Linked DNA regions of Homo sapiens: regions 1 and 2 are each linked to region 3. Evidence: chromatin contacts called from ENCODE Hi-C or POLR2A ChIA-PET data. All regions are on one chromosome and are shown on one strand. The core of a region is the stretch at or near the end of the contact, and the rest is flanking DNA. Distances in the headings are between cores, read along the strand shown.

Region 1 (4,005 bases), core at 402-2,901, 290 kb before region 3:
CAGGGCTCAGGAGCAAGAGGCAGGCCTGGGTCTTGGGAGCCCCCGCTGTCTCCTCCTCCACTGCCACCCTCTGGAACAGCCAGTTGGGCAGGGATTCTGTAAGGCCCAGGGCCCACATGGCCCCACAGAGCAGCAAGAGGGTGCCCCAGCCGGCTGGGAAGGCCAGGTCAGGCCGGGCCACAGCCACATGGCGCAGGAGAGCTGTGGCCACCATGCTATAGAAGATGCAGAACGTGGTGGCTGTGTTGGTGGCCTGGCTAATGGTGCAGATGGCAGGGCCCAGCCACCAGTTGTGCTGCAGGAAGCTCAGCAGCAGCACAGGCACCACGCAGGCCAGGAAGAGCAGGTCAGATGGCGTGATGTTCATCATGAGGCTGTGGGTCAGGGAGTGGAGCGGGTGGGGGGAGCCCGGGCCCCGGCCCACCACCAGCAGCATGAGCCCATTAGCTGACAGCCCCACCAGCAGGATGAGGCCACAGACCCCAGCAGAGATGAGTCGGAGCAGTCGCTCAGGTGTGGCCGTGAGCTGCGTGGTGAACGTAGCATTGGGCTCCATTCTGTTTCAAACACACAAGGACAAAGTAGAAACCAGCCAGCCCCAAAGGCCGCCTTCCCCATTCCTGCTAAGCCTCCTTTTTTCACAGACCCCCTGCATGTAGTGGGCCCAGATAAGGCCTGTCCTTGGCACACATTAGCCCCTGCAGACCTCATGACAACCCCATGGGATGGACTCCATTAGTACCCTGGGTTCAAATCCTGCCTCTGCTGCTTGCTAGCTCCAGTACCCTGGGATTTATTTATTTATTTATTTTTTTAGAAACAGAATCTCACTCTATCACCCAGGCTGGAGTGAGATCTTGACTCACTGCAACCTCCGCCTCCTAGGTTCAAGCGATTCTCATGCCTCGGCCTCCCAAAGTGCTGGGATTACAGGCGCCACCGCACCTGGCCCCTGGGAGAGTTACTTAATGTTTCTCTACCTCAGTTTCCTCAGCTGTAAGAAAGCAAGGAAATAAAATAAAACAGATGTCAATAGTAACTATCATAAGTGGTAAGACTAGGGTAATTTTCATTTTCTTCTTTAAAATTTATTTCTAAAATTTCTGCAGGGAGTACACATTGTTTTCATAATCTGATAAATATATATGTGCATACATACACACACACATATGTATCTATTTTTTGACAAAACAAAAACCCTGCCCTGTGAAACAAGCAGGTTTAATTTGAGGTTCAAATGGAAAAGTGGGTCTGAAAGGGCTTTGAGAAGGTGTGAAGCCCCTTCCAGTGGTTCCCAAGCTTCTCTGCACTTTGGGATCACCTGAGGAGTTTCACAAATACAGAAGCCTGGGTCCCACCCCCAGAGACATGACATAGTTGGTCTGGGCTTTAGCATTTTTGAAAGATCCCAAATAATTCTAAGGGCAGACCAGCCTGGGAATCATTGCCCTCTAGGTTATGCTGTGCAGGCCCCTGGCAGAGTGGGGGAGTCTGCACCCAGTGGTCAGACCTTTCTTCTCACCCCCACTCTGTCCCACATGTCAAGGGCAGGGGGAGTCCCCGATTGGGAGGACTCTGGCTACAAGATGGGATGTAGACATCCTAGAGCCAGCCCAGTGGCTGATGTCACCATTGGCCGCCCTGCAGGCCAGGCCAGGGCCCGGGAGCTTTAGCTGGAGGCTTGCCTGCTAACTCAGTACATATTTCCTGAGCATTTGCTCTGGACCAGGTTCCCGGAATCCAGCAGCAAACAAGACATAGCAGAGGAGTCCTTACTGGAGTTGCCCTCCCCTTTTCTACCACACCGGGGTGGGGGCTGGAGACACTCTTCTCCTGCGGGCTCAAAGCCAGGTTTGAAGGAGTCTCTGAGTCCCTCCTGCAGAGCCCCAGCCTGGGGAACTTGGCTTCGTCTCTGGGGCCCCAGGGCAGCAACGTGCCTGAGGGCAGCTGAGGGGAGACTGGAGAGGGGGCCTCTGTGAATTCTGATGTCGGCCACCTTCCCGGGTCCCACCAGCTTCAGAGACGGCAGGAGGAGGGGAAATGAAGGACCTGTCCTGGATGAAGGCTGTCATCCAGCCACTTTCCTGGCATTTATCACTGCCTTTTCGTCTCTTTTTCCTGGTCCACACCCACCAATGACATGGACTATTACTGGAGAGGAATTGGCAGGGAGCAATACGAGGCTTCAGGGACCTGGCCCCTCCTTCCCCGAAGCATCCGCATCTTCCTGTAAGCAGTTGCATAACTTCAGAGTTAAGTCTATGGGTATCGGCGTTTGCGTTTAACACTGGCTCCAGCACTTACTTGCTACGTGACTACGGGGAAGTTACTCAGCCTCCCTATGCAGTACTTTCCTTTTCCGTAAGATGGGGGAGCACGCCTGATGGTGTGAGGGCTAAATGAATTAACACGAGCTAGGTGCTCAGAACAGTGCCTGGCATACGGTAGGCACTGGGTAAAGGAGGGATGTCATTCTGCCCCTGCTCACCCTCAGCTCCCAAAAGCCCTCTTCTCTTAGAGCTCCTGCCCAGCCTTCCTTCTCTCCCCATGCCCTCCCTTCTCACTCCACAGCCTGAGTCCCATCAGCCCAGTCCCACCCTCCTTTTCTTAATCAGACTCTGGCTAAGCCTAAATCAGAGCCTCCTTGGCTGACATGCCCCAAGAACTCACCACTTGCCTGGAAGTTCACTCTGAAGTCTACCTCAAGTTTCTCCTGCTGCTGTCGTTGCCTACTTTGTGCTGCTCTGAGGTTCCTGGGTCCTGTTCCCTGGCTTGTGAGCCCTTTGACAGCAGGAAAGGCTGGTGGTCCTTGCACAGCTGTGCCCTGCCCAGCAGGTGGATCCGGCCCAAGAAAGCCAAAAGAGGGTGCTGGGCAGTGTGGAGTTCCTCCCAGAACTCCACCTCCTGCGAACCTGAGTTGCCTGAGGCCACAACAGAGCTGAGCTGAGACGGGGAGGCCTGGGGGCCACTCCCGTACCGGGCCCCCAAACGACAGGGGCTGTCTGCTCTACTGCCTCTCCCAGGAATCACACCCTGCCTACCTGCCTCATTAATTCCCTGGCCTACAGGACAGAGATGTTGGTGCCTGCCAGGTCCCTGGGCCCCAGAGAAAGAGCCATTAGCAACTATAGGACCTGTTTCCCATCCTTATCCAGGGCCAGCATCACTCACTGCAGCCCACACCCCTCTCTCTCTCTCTCTCTCTCTCTCTCTCTCTCTCTCTCTCTCTCTCTCTCTCTCTCTCTCTGAGCACACTGAGAAACTGCTCAGTTCAGGGGCAGGCTTGTGGGCTGCGGGAGGGGACCTGAGATGGGAGAAGACATTGGGGTAAAAAGGATCAGTGAAGGGCCCAGTAAAAGAATCAGCTGGAGGGCCGGGCGCGGTGGCTCATGCCTGTAATCCCAGCACTCTGGGAGGCCGAGGCGGGTGGATTATGAGGTCAAGAGATCGAGACCATCCTGACCAACATGGTGAAACCCCGTCTCTACTAAAAATACAAAAAATTAGCTGGGTGAGGTGGCGGGCGCCTGTAGGCCCAGCTACTTGGGAGGCTGAGGCAGGAGAATGGCGTGAACCCGGGAGGTGGAGGTTGCAGTGAGCCGAGATTGCGCCCCTGTGCTCCAGCCTAGCGACTGAGTGAGACTCCGTCTCAAAAAAACAAAACAAAACAAAACAAAACAAAAACACACAAAGAATCAGCTGGACCATGGGAATCATCCACATGGAGTCTGGAGGTTGAATGGGGTCCATTAAGGGAATCTAATCCAACTTTGGCAGCTTCAGATGCTGGGATCTTCTCTACCTCACCTTTGCCAAGCATTACCTGTCTTCTTGTGCGCCTCTGGTGATGGAAGGCTCACTGCTGCTGAGACGTTCCTTTCAGAACTGAGAAGAGGGGTTGGGGCCAGGGCCTAAGACTGTGTGATGCAACAGCCCTCTGTTGCTCCCTCTTTCTCCTTCGTTCTCTCTCTCTGTAACTCTGTTCCTTGAACTGTCTTTGCTTGT
Region 2 (4,183 bases), core at 386-2,885, 310 kb before region 3:
TGGGCTGCAGGATGATCTAAGAGCCCCCAGGGCATCTCATGGTCATCAGTCAGGGTTGAAGCCACTGCCGTGGTTCCTAGTAAGTCTGAGCTGCCACACTTGGAAGGAGGCCTGTGGTTCATCCAGGTGCCTAATACCTTAACCACAATAGCTGGGGGTCTTACTGCCAAGTAAGGGTGGTGCTCTCACCTGGCCCTCCCAATGAGCCTGTAAAAACAGCTGAATCTTCATGAATAGGGGGCTCCCAAACTACCAGAGAGGAGTTCGTTCTCTTACACAGGTGAAAGGTCCTCTGCCCTAATCTTGTCTCATATAATTGGCCTAGGATGCCAGGCTTTCATTTGTCTCCTTGATTCTAAATTGTTATGATAATGAGCTGCCAGGTAGCTGCCTGTCTTGGCAAAGCCAAAGCTAACTTTGCCAGGGCATAGGTTAAAAGGCCTCTGCTTGGGGGAGGGGGCCTGGGGTAGTCAGTTACCTCTGGGGAAAAGGATGGGCTACTTATGAGGCAGGATCTTGGGTCTGAGAGGGATGAGATGGGACCAGTAAGATTTAAGATAAGCACAGTCCAAAGAGGCACATTTCAGGACTAATAGCTCTAGGCACATGGAAGCCTGAAGCTGGTCGGCATTGGCAGGTTGTTAGGCCTGTGCCAGGAGGGCCCCCTTGTCCTCCACACCCCACCCTAGGTCCCTGGGGCTGAAGAGCCAGTGCCCACTTAGAGGAAACTAACACCCTTGGCTTGGACCCCGGTTCCACTGACACAGATGGGACCCTTCCGTCAAGGTCAAGAGTGCAGGCTCTGAAGTCAGACACACCCTGGTTTCAGATCCCTTCTCTGCCCTGGCAGTGTCCTTGGGCACATTGCACCACCTCTTTGGGTTTCAGTTTCCTTGGCTATAAAGTGGGGATAATAATAGTACTTCATGGGGTGGTGTGGGCAGTGCATGCAGTCATGCATGCAAAACTGGCACATGCCGAGTGTTCTGTCAATGTCAGCTCTCGAATCATAACCCATCTCCCCTGACCCCAGGCTCCCCACTGACCAAGCTCCCTTTTGTTTTGAAGGTCACCCTGCTTTCCTTTGCTGTGGAGTCAGAGTGCACCTTCCTTGACTACATCAAAGGAGGGTGAGAAGAGATACAGCCAATTTCATGGGCCTTGGGGAGAGGGAAAGGGCCCCACACACCGACAGGACCGGCTCTGGCCCCACCCTGGCCTCTTCAAAGCCCTGGTTGAAGGCTGTGGTGCTGGGCTCTGAGCAAACCCTGGTGTTTGGGCTGAGACAACTCATCCAGAGCCCTGCACATCCCCAGATCCCAAGCAGCTTGGAGGGAACTCCTGAGCCAAGGAGGCTGGCCTGGGTCATGTCAGGTCTCCATGCAGAGACAGGACCTGGAGCTGGTAGGGACTCCGTGACAGAAAGCCAAGGGCTTGGGGATGTAGAAAGAACCCTGCAATAGGAGTCAGGAGGCCCAGGCTCTAGGCCTCTCTTTGCCATTAATTTGCTGGGTTCCTTTGGGTGAGTCATTTTTCCTCTCAGGGTATCAGTTTCCTCCTCTGTACACAAAGAGAACGGAATAGGTAAGTGTTAAGGTTCCTTACAGCTCTGAGCTTCTGACACCTCTGATCTGTCTGGTTGGGGGAGGGGGACAGTGATTAACCTGCTCACTGTTATTAGGGCCCTGTAAGGGCAGCGGGATTGGGGATAAGCCAGGGATTGGTCCTGGGGCCAGCAGGTGGTCAAACATGAGTTTAAGGAGCAGAAAGAACCACCAGGCACAGTGTCTAGGCCCAGACAGATGGGGGAGCCAGGAGGCCCCAGCCAGCAGCTCACGGAAAGAGCCTGGCTCTAAGGGTAGAGCCTGCCCAGCATGCTGCCTGCCAGGACAGGTGCCAGGTCAGGGCGTGGGCAGCCAAGAGCCCGCAGGTGAGTGACTGCACCTGTCTGGAAAGGAGACAGGCAGGAGCAACTGCCAAAGGCTCATCCCAGCCAAGTGGACCCTTGGCTGCCTGGTTCTCCAGGGCAGAGGGAGAAGTCAGGTCCTGGGAAGCCACACTCACTTTCCCATGACAACACTCCCTGCTGCCTTGAGCTTGCAGTCTCAAGGCTGCAAGCTCTCCTCCTACCCACTGAGCACACACCCTGCCTCCAGTCACTCAGGAGCTCCTCTGCTCTTACCTGCCCCTCCTCTGGGCTGACTCCAGACCCCGCCTTTGCACTCTTCCCCCATCAAAATTGCTTCCCTCTCAATCCCATTAATCAGCCACCCCTTACAGTCCATAGCACCTGGTAACTCTCAAACACCCCTCATCCTGTTTATTTTTATTTATGTTTATTTTATTTTATTTTATTTTATTTATTTTTTGAGACAGAGTCTCGCTCTGTCACTCAGGCTGGAGTGCAGTGGCACAATCTCGGCTTACTGCAACCTCCGCCTCCTGGGTTCAAGCAATTCTCCTGCCTCAGCCTATCAAGTAGAGTAGCTGGGGCTACAGGCATGCGCCACCACCCCCAGCTAATTTTTGTATTTTTAGTAGAGACGGGCTTTCACCATTTTGGCCAGGCTGGTCTCGAACTCCTGACCTCAGGTGATTCGCCTGCCTCGGCCTCCCAAAGTGCTGGGATTACAGGCATGAGCCACCACACCCAGTCCATCCTATTTATTTTTTTCATTTGCATAGTACCCCCAACTTACAGAACACAGTGGGCAGGATCAGAACAGTTATCCCCATTTTACAGAGCTTGCCTGAAGCCACACGCCTAGATGGTGGCAGGGTTCCTTCTCCCATAACATGCTGCCTTTCATTCTATAGTAATGAATCAGTCTAGCCTGCCTGACTTGCAGTTAGCGGGTGGGGTGGGATGAAGATGGAGACTGATGAGTTAAAGGGCTGGATGCTGTGAGGTTTCATCGAAAAGGAGCCCTCAGAGGCTGAGCTAAGCTGGTGCCACCCATACTGGGCAGGTTATAGCCCCAGAGCCAGCCCTCTCTTTAAACTCTCTGGAGAGCCTGAGTGAGGGAGCTGGCTCCAGGGACTGAGAGCCTGGCATGCATGCCCAGGCAGGAAGCTGATGTCTAGGGATCCTCTCCTCCCTGGCCTCCCTCACCTGCCCACCTGGACCCAGGAGGAAGGGTATGGGTACTTTGGCCCCACTGTCAGAGGAGGAGCTGGTTGCTCAGCAGCCTGTGTTCTACCCTTAGGCAGGAGACACTAGGCTGCTGCGAGTAATTTTCCCACAAGAGGATCTGCTTTCCAATTGCTTCCTTTCCCAAGGCTTTTCAGAACCCAGGGCAGGGGAGGACTAGTTAGAGCAAGGCCTGCCTTTCCCCTCACCCTGTATTTGGAAGAGCCAGTCCAACAGTGTCCCTCCAGTATAGTCCCACAGGCCAGAATCATCTTCCCAAGAGTGGCCCTGGGAGCGGGACTTTCACCCTCCAAATGTCTCCCTACCTCTAACAAAGACATGCGTTCTACATTCCACACTGAAGCGGGGGTGACAACAAACAGCAGATGAGTATGGTAGGTCAACTGCTGTAACACATAATTCCCTAACCTCAAGCCTTCATACCAATAAAGGTCTGTTTTTCATCTGTGGGATGGCAGGGTTGGGTGGGGAGATGATCCACGCAGTCATTCAGGGACCCAGGTTCTTGCTAGCTTTGCGGCTCCTTCTATCCTACTGCCTGGAATCCTCTGGATGCTCTGCCCCCAGCCAGCAGAAGAGGAGAAAGAGGTGGGGATGACTGTCTGTGGCCAGCAGACCCTGGCTGGGGTCTCCTGCTAACCATGTCCTTGACATTTCCCTGGGGGTGAGTGAGGGTTCCATGAGCAGCAGCTCAGCTGTGATCAGGTGGTTTCTGATAGGGACCTTCTGCTGTGTCTGTGACAGGGATCTTGGGCTGATAGAGCTGTGGTTTCTGATAGGCACCTTCTGCTAAATGCAAGTGAGGTGAGGCCTACCTGATCTTACATCATCCATAGCCCCAACTAAGAATTACTAGAACAGAGTTTTCCCCAGCGTTATCCCAGCCTCGTGTCCTCATAATCCCTGGATGAAGGCAGTGGACATTTTTTCAAGAGGTAGATTCTGGGAGCCACTCCAGACAAACTCAATTGGCATTTCTGGGGTGGAGCCCTGGAATCTTCTTAAGCAAGCACCCGTAGTGATTCTATGCTC
Region 3 (3,944 bases), core at 1,158-3,657:
AGACGGAGTCTCACTCTGTTGCCCAGGCTGGAGTACAATGGCGCGATCTCGGCTCACTGCAACCTCTGCCTCCCGGATTCAAGTGATTCTCCGGCCTCAGCCTCCCGTGTAGCTGGGATTACAGGTGCCCACCACCATGCCTGGCTTATTTTTGTATTTTTAGTAGAGACAGGGTTTCACCAGGTTGGCCAGGCTGGTCTGAAACTCCTGACCTCAGGTGATCCATCTGCCTCGGCTTCCCAAATTGCTGGGATTACAGGCATGAGCCACCACGCCCGGCTTCTGTTACAGAATTTAAGACTGACCTAACTACTACAGTTAGGCCTAATACAATGTATTTCTTAACTTCTTAAGGAAAACGAGATTATTGGAATAGTACGTGTATTTCTGGCATAACAGGAAGGAACAAATTGTGGATGAATAAAGAGAACCTTTTGGCAGCAGTGGAGTTTATCCAGCCCTCATTTCTGCCTCAAAGGAGGAATGCAACTCTGTGCCAGAAATATGTGTCTATATTGCAATGCTGTTGATAAAACAGCCTACTACAGTGCTTTGAGGAAAATAGGCATTACGCAGGTATTTGATGACTAAATTAACGTCCAGCTGAACTGAAAGCCCTCATAATGCTACTAGTACTGCTACATACCAGATAATATGACAGTCAAGGCCATGGGAATTATATGGCATTGGCTGCCCTGGTTCCATGGGGAGACTTGAGTGAGCTGGGCGGAGGAGATTTGGCCTAATGGCATTAAGCTCTGATGATACTAGAAGCAGCCCTCAGAAGGAAAAGATTAATGGGCTATCTCTAAACCATCAGAGCAATATCGGAATATGCATGAAAATCATTTCCTACCCCGTGTCAGGGTCAAAAAAAGCACTATCTTTTCTCATATTGGCTTCTGGAGAGTCAGGGCTTCTTGTCCTACGACTGGTTTAGGGCAGGGGAGGAAAACATCGACAAAGGGTTAAGGCTGTTGGGCAGTTTTTAAAATTCCCAGCCCAGCCTAAAGGTGGTGTCTGTCAACGTGTGGTCGGTCCCTGGATCATCAGTAACAGACCAAGAGTGCAGGTGCTTGCTTAAATCCCAGACTCAGGGACCCATCACAAATCTCTAGAATCAAATTTATGGAAGAGGTGCTAGGGTACTGCAACCTTATTACTAAGGAACAATCTTCTGTTTCAGAACTATGGCCTAGGAATTGGGGTTTCAGGTGGGGGCCTTGAGCGGAAGTCCTCTGACTCTGGATTCATCACATCCGACAGACACTACTACAACACTTTGTTTTGAAGACCATTAAAAAACTACCTCAACTTCTCGCACAGCGAACAGGAACAAAACTAAGGACTCTGGGACATATTTTCATAAGCTGGTTAAACAGTTCCTTCACAGCCTTGTTTATCATGTTAGTTTGTTCACTAGATTCTTATTTAAAAATAAATCTCTTCAACTGAGGAATTTTCAGAAAGAATCACAAACTCCAAAATAGAAGAGTTTTCTCATAGTGCAGAACTGGGCTTCTAAACCTGAAGACACTGCTATAAAAAGCAAAGTTTTATTTAAAAGAAAATTGCTGGTTAAGGCTTTCCCCAGCTCTTTTGCACTCAGAGCCACGGATGAAAGCTGGCAATTTGCGGGTGGCAGGGAAGGAAGACGCGGAAACAGGGCTGAAAAGACCGAGCAAAATGCGCTCGGCTCCAGAGTTCAGGAGGAAGTCCCCACCAACTACCTAATTTTTAATGGAGCCAATTAATTGCCAGAAAAACCGCGTCTGCAAATGTTTTGCCAGTCAACACTCCAGGTTCTCGCCATTCCTCTCCGGCGGGATGAACCACCCGAGGCCTGCAAAAAGCAGTCAAGCAGTCAAGTTACACTTCAGCTGTGCCCACCACCTGGGCGCAGCGTCGCCTCCCTCCCCAGGATCACCAGACTCTGCCCTCCGCGCGGAAACAGGAGCCCATCAAGCCGCTGCCCACAGGTTCCTCGCGCCCAGCTCAGCCCCGCGGCCTTTCGACTCGGGGGTCCGAACCGCCGCCGCGTCCGGAGGAGACGCCCCCTCGGCCACAAAGGGAAGACTCGGGCCACGCCCGCCGCCACACTCTCCCTGCCCGGTCTTCGCGCCCGAAACCGTACCGCGCCGCCACTTACTCGTCGCTCCCCGCCGCGCTGTCCCGCTCGGGGCTGGAATCCGCCCGGGAGGCGCGCGCAGGCCGCGCAGCCAGAAGCCGCAGCCGGGACCGGCTGTGCCGCAGCGGCGCGCGCCCCCCGCCCCGGACCGCGCGGCCACGCGGCTGAGTCACCCAGCGCTTCACGTTAAGAGTCCCCTCCGCGCGTGGCACGCCGGGAAGGCCGTGTCTGGGGACCCCGTCCGGGGCCGCACCGTAAATGGGTGTCGCCTTTCCTCCAGTCCACTCTGCACCCAACCTCAGCGGGCGCACTTTTCTGAGTTGCGCATACCCTCTCAATTATTAAAGGTTGCAGACGGAAAAGTTAGTAGTTTTCGGAATTGTAGAATACGCTCGTGCAGCGCCAGGACGGCTAATGCTTACCCGAAAATGTGGAACCCTGATCTCCCCATGCGTGGAGCGAGGTTGGAGGTAGCGTAGTAAGAATACTGGAGTTGCTTAAACGCATTTGCTCGAAAGTCACTACCCTGGATATACATTCTGGCCAAAAGAAAGGGGGAAAAACTCCACATTTTTCTCAAATACTGAGTTTCATGAAGGTACCTGCTATTACAAAGGTGTATTACAAATTTTAAATCAACCGGAAGCAAGTTACTGGGAAAACTGTGTTATGAGTAAAAGATTTCAGCATTCAAAAAACATCTATATATGGTCCATGTCCTATGAACCAAATGCTGGAAAACCCAAAAGGAAGTTCTTATTGTCACGGTTTCTAGTGGCTTTTGTACTTTTAAAAATTACACTAGGCCGGGCTTGGTGGCTCACGCCTGTAATCCTTGCACTTTGGGAGGCCGAGGCGGGCAGATCACCTGAGGTTGGGCATTCCAGACCAGCCTGGCCAACATGATGAAACCCTGTCTCTGCTAAAAATACAAAAATTAGCCGGGCGTGGTGGTGGGCGCCTATAACCCTAGCTGTTTGGGAGGCTGAGGCAGGAGAATCACTTGAACCCAGGAGGCAACTGGGAGGTTGCAGTGAAGTTCCCTCTCAAATATATATATATATGTCTATATATACTAATTAAATATACTGATTATGCAAACTATTTGTAAATTGTTGAAAGCTCTATAAACTAATAATAGCACAAATTTTAAAATTCGAAGTCGATTCTCCTTTTCCTTACAAGAGACTCTCTGAAAACTAATTTGGAATTGGATTAGAATTGGTGTTGAAGTGGAAGGAATGTAAGAAAATAGTTTGACTCAGTAGGTTTCACACGGTTAACGGATACTTGTATAGCAAATTTGTTTTATCAGGGTCAAAAAATTTAATTTTCAAAACTGAAGACATAAATTTTTTCATTATAATTTGGTCTTAGAGGCCTAGAGGGTCATTTTCCATTTCTATTCTCCCTCGTTTATGACTATAAAGTATGCAGGACTGTATTGTGTTTATCTCAACATGGACTAGGCTGTGAGGCTGCACTCGTCATCTGTAAGTCAGTCTCACGTCCCCATGGTGACTCAGCTTCCCTGCTGCTTGCGTCAGTGGCTCTGCCCTCCCAGCACTTCCGGGCTGGCAGAAGAGCTAGATTGGAGAATCCTGTAAGGGCTCTCCTTTGCCTCTGCCAGAAGTGAGTGGCCTTTTCACTTCTGCTGACGTTTCACTGTCCTGAACTAGTCACCAGGCTCAACCTGACTGACTCTAAGAAGGCTGTGAGATATAAATTCCTGTATGCCTGGAGAAAAGGAATATGAAAAAAGATTTAGTAAACACATGGCTATAAACCAATTTGAGTGAGTTATAGGCTCCAAACT

The links. Hi-C counts contacts between places; a loop is a spot of excess contacts on that map. ChIA-PET counts read pairs that join two places held with the same protein, here RNA polymerase II (POLR2A). Pooled maps may share reads with other maps.
Region 1: a loop to region 3 is called in a pooled map, with 4 times the contacts of the local background. The contact joins the enhancer-like site here to the promoter of PXT1 in region 3. A Hi-C loop is called at or near these places in 10 of 50 pooled maps. POLR2A ChIA-PET finds 5 or more read pairs at or near these places in 3 of 52 experiments (B cell, Panc1 and T-cell).
Region 2: a map of gastrocnemius medialis shows a loop between it and region 3 (1.9-fold over the local background). The contact joins the enhancer-like site here to the promoter of PXT1 in region 3. A Hi-C loop is called at or near these places in 2 of 168 maps with a recorded cell type or tissue (CD4-positive, alpha-beta memory T cell and gastrocnemius medialis), 21 of 37 single-sample maps with no recorded cell type and 17 of 50 pooled maps. POLR2A ChIA-PET finds 5 or more read pairs at or near these places in 5 of 52 experiments (Panc1, RWPE1, T-cell and 2 more).

What each region holds. Positions count from the first base shown.
Region 1 is chr6:36,733,556-36,737,560 of GRCh38, reverse strand. It overlaps the pseudogene GPR166P. Among named protein-coding and RNA genes, the nearest start is that of RAB44, 38 kb to the right of the region's middle. RefSeq lists an enhancer at 1,800-2,301. Within about 2 kb of position 1,651, at least 26 of the 41 ENCODE cell types and tissues checked have a DNase peak (open chromatin) inside an H3K27ac peak, as active enhancers do.
Region 2 is chr6:36,749,981-36,754,163 of GRCh38, reverse strand. It overlaps CPNE5 (copine 5), which reads left to right. Exons shown (of 21, transcript NM_020939.2): 14 at 1,069-1,130. Among named protein-coding and RNA genes, the nearest start is that of RAB44, 54 kb to the right of the region's middle. Within about 2 kb of position 1,635, at least 14 of the 41 ENCODE cell types and tissues checked have a DNase peak (open chromatin) inside an H3K27ac peak, as active enhancers do; they include gastrocnemius medialis, where a contact is called at or near this core.
Region 3 is chr6:36,441,317-36,445,260 of GRCh38, reverse strand. It overlaps PXT1 (peroxisomal testis enriched protein 1), which reads left to right and starts at 2,407. Exons shown (of 5, transcript NM_152990.4): 1 at 2,407-2,726. It overlaps KCTD20 (potassium channel tetramerization domain containing 20), which reads right to left and starts at 2,261. Exons shown (of 8, transcript NM_173562.5): 1 at 2,150-2,261. RefSeq lists enhancers at 1,144-1,203, 1,809-1,908, 3,393-3,940 and silencers at 2,069-2,358, 3,517-3,586.